Linked DNA regions of Mus musculus: regions 2 and 3 are each linked to region 1. The links are chromatin loops, found by intact Hi-C in ENCODE. Cell type or tissue: left cerebral cortex. All regions are shown on one strand. Region 1 holds the start of Rps19 (ribosomal protein S19). Region 2 has its middle 36 kb from the start of Gm38965. Region 3 overlaps Ethe1 (ethylmalonic encephalopathy 1).

Evidence for each region. Peaks named below come from ENCODE experiments on the same cell type or tissue, not always from the same donor. Only the 100,000 strongest peaks of a DNase experiment are listed, where the experiment ranks them.
Region 2: it touches region 1 in a loop (8-fold over the local background); 6 of 42 quality-filtered maps call a loop at or near these places.
Region 3: a loop joins it to region 1, with 2.9 times the contacts of the local background. A loop is called at or near these places in 1 of 42 quality-filtered maps.

The regions. Positions count from the first base shown.
Region 1 is chr7:24,882,530-24,885,029 of GRCm38, forward strand. It overlaps Rps19 (ribosomal protein S19), which reads left to right and starts at 2,063. Exons shown (of 6, transcript NM_001360119.1): 1 at 2,063-2,138. In left cerebral cortex, a CTCF peak has its summit at 1,455 (motif pointing right); DNase peaks (open chromatin) are centred at 1,664 and 1,860; H3K4me3 peaks cover 1,314 bases; H3K27ac peaks cover 1,269 bases.
Region 2 is chr7:24,816,138-24,818,637 of GRCm38, forward strand. No RefSeq gene overlaps it. Among named protein-coding and RNA genes, the nearest start is that of Gm38965, 36 kb to the right of the region's middle. In left cerebral cortex, a CTCF peak has its summit at 1,553 (motif pointing right); a DNase peak (open chromatin) is centred at 1,559.
Region 3 is chr7:24,598,348-24,600,847 of GRCm38, forward strand. All of the region lies in intron 3 of Ethe1 (ethylmalonic encephalopathy 1), which reads left to right. Among named protein-coding and RNA genes, the nearest start is that of Ethe1, 5.7 kb to the left of the region's middle. In left cerebral cortex, a CTCF peak has its summit at 1,088 (motif pointing left); no DNase peak of the experiment used is centred here.

The DNA of each region.
Region 1 (2,500 bases):
TCACCATGACCAAATGCCAGATAGAAACAACCCAAGGATTTATTCATTTGTCTCAGTTTGGAAAGGGACTGGTTTATTGCCACATGGCCCCATGTCCTTGAGCAAATCACTGTCATGCTGGGTGTGTCCTGCTGAGGAGCTAGGACTACCACACAGATAAGAGACCCCAGGCAAGAGAAGAAGAGTTCCCAGTTCTAACCATTCCTCCAGCTAAGCCCATCTTCCACCTCCCACAGCCTCTCACCAGCAGCATCCTATTTGTGAATCCATTGATTCTGTCAGCGTCCTCACACTCACAGACATCCCCAGAAGTGCACTTTACTGGTCGCATACATGGTTTTTGTATTGGTGCTGTTCTGGTTTGGCTGCCTTAGAACTCATTATGTAAACCAATCTGACCTCGAATTTGCTGTAATCCTCCTGCCTGTGTCTCCTGAGTGTTAGGACCGTAGGTGTGCATCACTATGCCCAGGCCATTTAAGTGTTTAAGGTTTTTTTAAATTTACTTTTGTGTGTATGTGTCTGCATATGTACATACATGAGTGCACGTGCCCGAGGAAGCCAGAAGAGGACATGTCATCCTCTGGAGATGAAAGTACAAGCTACTGTGACCCTCCAGTGTAGGTGTTTGGAACTGAAGTCAGATTTTCTGAAATTGCTGAGCCATCTGTCTCTCCGGCCCCTCAAACTGGCTTAACTTTTCACTTATGTATTGATAATTCATTTCTTTTTAATATTTTTTTCTAATTTTAAGTCTTAGTATGTGTATAAAGAGGGTGCGATATGTGAACATACACCCTTCTCTGAGACGCACCTGTGGCAGTCAGAGGACAAAACTCTGTAGTTAGTTCTTATACCGTGATGGGTTCAAAGAATCGTATCAGGTCAATCAGGCTCGTATGGGAGAACTTCTACCTAGTGAGCGAACCATCACAATGCCCCTCGTTTCTTTTTTTTTTTTGGGGGGGGGGGGGTCGAGACAGGGTTTCTCTGTGTAGCCCTGACTGTCCTGGAACTCACTCTGTAGACCAGGCTGGCCTCGAACTCAGAAATCCGCCTGCCTCTGCCTCCTGAGTGCTGGGATTAAAGGCGTGCGCCACCACGCCCGGCCCCTCCTCTCTTTTCTATCTTAAATAATATTTGTCTGGATGCAACACAACCTCAAATATTTTATGCGCTGCGCTGCGGGGTGGGAGTGGGAGGTACTGAGAGCCTGGCGTAGTGACACACTCCCGTAGCATTAAGCTGGGGGATCATGAGTTCAAAGCCAGCCTTAGATAAAAAGTCCCAGGCCAGTCTTGGCTAAATAAATTAATGATAATCCTGTCTCAAAACAACAAACGATAGGCAGGTAGGTGGGTGGGTAGGTACAGATATAATAAAGTTGCACAGGTCAGCTTGGATGACTCAGAAGAGGCAAACGAGGAGACTAACGGTCTGAACAACCAGACTCCGGCACTAGATGGCGGAGCTGAACCTCCACCAAGGGCCCGCCTCTACCCCTTTGTCCCCGCCCTAATCTCCTCCCCGCTCCCAACGCCTTCTTTCCTCTCCGCGAGCGTCAATGGAGCTGAAGCAACTTCCGCCCAAAGAAGGGTGGGGCTTCCGTGTATCTCTTGGTCTCGCGAATGCTAATGCTAGCACAAAAGGTGGTGGTGGCCACATGTCATAGTGCCTTTTCCCTGGATTGCCTGTCACGGTTCCGCCCGTAACTATTCCCATTTCCGGCCAGGAAGCAGGGTCTTGCGCTGAATCCCGCCTTCCTTTCGTGCGCGCTCAACTTCGCCCGCACTTCCGCCCTCAAAAGTTTCCGCCTCCTTGTTCCCGCCAGACACACAAGGCTCAAATGAAGGCCGACTCCCCCAGCTCGCTCCGGTCACGCCCAAGGAAACGGAAAGAGGAACCAGATCCCTTATCCTCCTCCCGAGTCCCTTCTCTTGGCTTCTCCACCCCTTCCTCTTACAGACCCGCCCATTTTGGGTGGAGATGAAGCCATATTCGCCCTCAGAAAGGCGGAGCCCTCTGGTTTAGCCGCTCTCGCGAGCACTCCGAAATCTCGCGAGACTCGACGCCCGACTTGTGCGCCCGGGAAACCCCGTCGTTCCCTTTCCCCTGGCTGGCAGCGCGGAGGCCGCACGGTGAGTGAGGGCTCTGGGTCGCGGCTGTGCGCGGGGCCACGGGGCCGGGCTTTCTGGCCCCAAGAGCTCGTGCCGGGACCGCGGGAAGCCCGGCGCGGGGTCGCTCCGCCCTCTGGAGCCGCGGCCACGTGCGAGCGGCAGGCCCGGACATGCCTGATCGCCGCAATCCGGGAGCCCGGAGGGTTAGGTGGGCAGCGGAGGGGTGAGTGGGACGCCCGGAACGTGGGCTTGAGGGAGCGGGGTGTGGAGGGCTCTCCCACGCGGTCACCACGCCGCGGTGCTGCGATCCGCGTGGCGTGTGCACCCGGCAACTCTGTTGGACCTGCAGGAGCCGAGTTGCAGGGACATGAGGCTGGGTGGAT
Region 2 (2,500 bases), 66 kb before region 1:
ACAGAGAATATAGCCGCCATGCCATGTAGGAGTAGGGTAGAATGGCCCCAAGAGAGCTGTCTTGACTGGGTCCAGGGCAGCAAAGATAGAATATAGATTGTAGTAAATAGTGATTTGGGAATTTTGGAGAAAGGTATATTAGCCATGTAGAGGTTAGGCAGTGACCCAACCATTAAGCTGTTTTAGACATATCAAAAAATAAAGTCTGTGTGTGTAAAAGTGTGTGTGTGTGTGTGTGTGTGTGTGTGTGTGTGTGTGTGTGTGTGTGTGTTTCATTTGAAAACCCAAAACATTGAGGCAGGTAGCAAAGAGCTCCACCACCACCACCAGGATCAATTTGAGTACTTAATTGGCCACTATTACAGCTGTGAGCCATAAATGCAATAAATAGGTTGGTCTCTCCCATAACATCTGAGCCACAGTTGTGCCAGTGTATCTTGGTGCTGTAGGTCCCAGGGCTTGTAGCTGGGTGACACTGGTGGTTACCTTCCTCTGGTAGCATGCAAAGTACCTTCCAGTACTGTGAACACTGGTCAGGAGTGGGTGAAACGTCCAGTTAGGCACCAAGTGTCAGGAATAAGGCAAGGATGTCCACTCTCTCCGTGCCTGTTCAATACAGTGCTTGAATTCTTAGCTAGATCAATAAGACAACTGAAGGAGGTCAGAGGGATACACACAGGAAAGGAGGTGTCTATATTTGTAGGAAATATGGTTTTATACATAAAGACTCTACATCCCTCCATCTCAACCCTAAAAAGACACACACCTAGATTTTTCTTCGAACCCTCCGAGGTGCAAACTTCCCCTGATAGCTTTCATCCTCCTAGTTCTCCAGCTCTGGACCAGTAATCTCAAGACAGCTTTCACCGTCTCTTACACTTACCTTGCACAGGTTGGAGCCCAGGAGTGAAGGGACACCACTGTGAGCAGGGTCGAGATGATCAACCTTGCAGCCTGGAGACCAGAGCCCATCTGTCCCTGGGTGCCTGGTCAGCATTTCTGCTGCAGCCCTTGGCGCCAGAAGCAAGATTTTACAACCATGGGCTTTTCCACCCACTCCCCTGGTCCCAAAGTAATAACTCTGAGACTTGATTATTTATAAATAAATGCCTAGGCGTAAGCTTGGGCTTGTTCCCCAGCTAGCTTGGGACTTCATTAACCTGTTTGTTCTGTTCTATGAGCCACGTGGCTGGTTACCTCTCCTCAGCTTCATGCATCTGTCTCCTCAGAGTTGGGGCGAATCTCTTCCTCGGCTGACTCTATCCCAGAGTTCCTCTCTCCCTGCCAGAACTTCCACCTCCAATTTCCTGCCTTAGCTAACAGGCCATCAGATTTTTATTGGCAGGTGATGCTTCCATACAGGACACAAGAGAGTCTCTCTACAGGTCTTCTCATGTCATGGGCGGGGGGTTGGGGGGTGATATCAAGACACAAAGTAACAGTCAGGGAATGGAATCCCAGAGACAGGAGCTTGGCTTTGGATCAATCATGGATACACAGCCTACTGCCCATACCTTGACCTAACAAAGCATGGTGAGTTCCTCCCATGCCCAGTAGGGGGAACCCGTGCACTCTGTAACCTTCGAGCATCACCCATAGGGAGAGATTACAGGAAAGTCACCTGAGCAAGGACAGAGAGGAGACACTCTGCTAATACACAGAGACTGTCTCTATGGACCTTTTTGTTTTGTTTTGTTTTCTCCATTTATTTTTTTATTAGATATTTTCTTTATTTACATTTCAAATGTTATCCTCTTTCCTAGTTTCTTCTCTGAAAATCCCCTATCCCCTCCCACCTCCCCCTGCTCCCCAACCCAACCACTCCCATTCCTGGTCCTGGCATTCCCCTATACTGGGGCATAGAGCCCTCACAGGACCAAGGACCTCTCCTCCCATTGATGACAGACTAGGCCATCCTCTGCTACATATACAGCTAAAGCCACAAGTTCCACCATGTGTTTTCTTTGTTTGGTGGTATAGTTCCAAGGAGCTCTGGGGGTACTGGTTAGTTCATATTGATGTTCCTTCTATGGGGCTTCAGACCCCTTCAGCTCCCTGGGTCCTTTCTCTAGCTCCTTCATTGGGGACCTTGAGCTCCGTCCAATGAATGACTGTGAGCATCCACTTCTGTATTTGCCAGGCACTGGCAGAGTCTCTCAGGATACAGCTACAGCAGGCTCTTGTTGGCATCTGCCTAGTGTCTGGGTTTGGTGGCTGTTTATGGAATGGTTCCCCCCGAAGGTTGTTCCTTCCTCTCTGGACCTTCTACCAAGGACAGTACAGCCCAGAATATCCAGCTCACCTCCTCTTGCATTTTTCAGGACCTGAAGCCCTTTCTCTTTCTAAATTTGTGTCCATAGGCCAACCTGATGCCAGATAAAGAGCTGGTCTCCTCAACCAGACACGACTCAGCTAGCCCATCAGTCTGCCCTAGAGCCATCCCTATCACCTTCCTACTGAGAGTAAGTCACACTGTCCCAGAGCCTAGACGTCACTGAGA
Region 3 (2,500 bases), 280 kb before region 1:
CCTTTGACCTCCACGGTTGGGCTAAGGCATGCACACCCCTTCACAATAATAATAATAATAATAATAATAATAATAATAATAATAATAATAAATAAAATGTACTAAAAACATTAGAAATAAGACAGGGGACTGCCTTAACCCCTTAAACAGAACAAAGCATTATATGATACATAAAATGAAGGAAAGTGTGCACACACTGGACCTGTACAGCTTGCTTGTGTTCTTACTGGCTTGCATTTGGGTTCCTTCCTCCTGTATCCCTACAGAACATCCCTGTCACCCCCACGGGATGCTCTGCTCTTCCTGCCCACTGACACCTCCTCCCGAGGGACCATTTAGACACACACACAATCACAAATAGCTTCACTTGGCCCTAATCCTAGCTCTGATGCTTTCTGCAGAAAACTTTTGATCTTGTGACTAGCCTGGGTTACTTGAGCAAGTACCAGGCTAGCTTGGGCTACAGAGTGAATCCCTGTCTCCAAGGAAAACAAAGCCCAGAAACATACTACAGAGTATGGGCCGAGTCGATGTTCATTTCTTCTGTTTGATGTCTGTAGTTGTCATTTTTGTTGTTGGTTTGCGACAAGGTGTCATATGTAGCCCTGGTTAGCCTGGAGCTCACCATTTAGATAGGTTGGCCTCAAATTCACAGAGATTCCCCTGCCATTGCCTTCTGAGTTATAATTCTTTCTCATGGTTATAGAGTCAGGGCTGGCCAACTTTTTCCATGAAACATTAAATAGTAAATCCAATCTTCTTGTTCGTTTGTTTGGTTTTTTTGTTTTGTTTTGTTTCTTCGAGATGGGGTTTCTCTTTGTAGCCCTGGCTGTCCTGGAACTCACCCTGGCCTCGAACTCACAGAGATCCACCTGACTCTGCCTCCCAAATGCTAGGGTTAAAGGCATGTGCCACCACTACTGGCTGTAAGTTTTGGCCACAGGTCATGTGTTCTGGTGACTCGGCTCTCCTCTTGCGGTGTGAAAACATTTGGCACAACTGGAGCAGTAAGCCTGGCTGTGACCCCCAAGAGCTCCTAAGATGTGATTCTCACAGTGTTCCGCCCCCTAGTGTGGCCCCAGTGCACCTGCAAGTCATACAGACTCCTAGGCCTGTGCTAAGAACTGCCTAAAATCCCTCTCTATTGCTCTTCTCCTAACAGGGTCTCACTTAGAGCAGGCTGGCTTTGGGCTTGCCATATTGCTAAGGAGGACCTTGAACTCTGGATCTAATTCCCCTGCCTTCACCTCCGCAGGGCGGGGATCACTGGTGTGCCTGCCCATGGTCTGTTCCAGCCAAGAGAAAACGTAAACACTGACGAGCGCCCGCTTAAAAAGAGGTGGTAGGTCAGGTTTTAATCCCCTCACCACAGTTTTGCCAACCCCTGATGTGAGCCCCACAGGTTATGTACTCATGCTCCTTTGGATAGCTATCCTCGGTTTTCACAACTGTGAAGGATGTTGATATTCTTGTTTGTACAAGTCCCCTGGCAGAAGTTGACCTCAGTTCCGAGGAATTGCATTGCTGAGTCACAGCAAGGGCATTCCTTTAACCTTAGCAAATTCGCCAGATGCTATTTTTCTCTTGCAGTGCTGGGGACGGAAACTAGGCCCTTGACCATGCCAAGCCCGCTCCCTACCACAAAGCACGCCTCCTTCCTGGGGGACTCTAGGCAGGGGCTCTACCACTGAGCCACACCCAGCCCCTCACTGGTGGATTGTAGGCAGGGGCTCTACCACTGAGCCAAGCCCCCAGCTCCTCACTGGGGGATCCTAGGGTAAGCATTGTACTTCTTTTTTGGGGGGGGGGGAGTTGGGGTTTTTTTGTTTGTTTGTTTTTTTGAGACAGGGTTACTCTGTGTAGCCTCACTTTGTAGACCAGGCTGGCCTCGAACTCAGAAATCCGCCTGCCTCTGCCTCCCAAGTGCTGGGATTAAAGGCGTGCGCCACCACCGCCCGGCTAGCACTGTACTTCTGATCTGCATCCCTGTTCCTCTTTTTTCTGTTGTTGTCATGTTCATTAGGCCCGTTTGTTTGTTTTTTGCTTTTTTAAGACAGAGTTTTTCTGTGTAGCTCTGGCTGCTCTGGATTTGTCTATATAGACCAGGCTGGCTTTGGACTCAGAGATCTGCTTGCATCTGACTCCCAAATGCTGACATTAAAGGCATGCACCTTTCATTAGCCCTCTTAATTAAAAATTACAAGACTTATTTTTTTTTTATTTCTGTGTGAAGGGTGCATGTATGGAGGACAAACAGCTTTTGGGACTGTTTTGTTTTTTTCTGCAGTGTTGATACCAGGGACTGAACTCAGATTATATCTTGGCAGCAAACACCTTTACCTGCTGAGCCAACTTGCCAGCCTCCTCTGCCGAGTTTTTATTTTTGTTTTATGTATCTGCATGCTTTGCCTGAGTGTATGTAAGTACATGAGCCTGGTGCTTGCAGAAGCCTGAAGAGTGAATAGCATCATCAGGAACAGGAATTAAGGACAGATGTAAG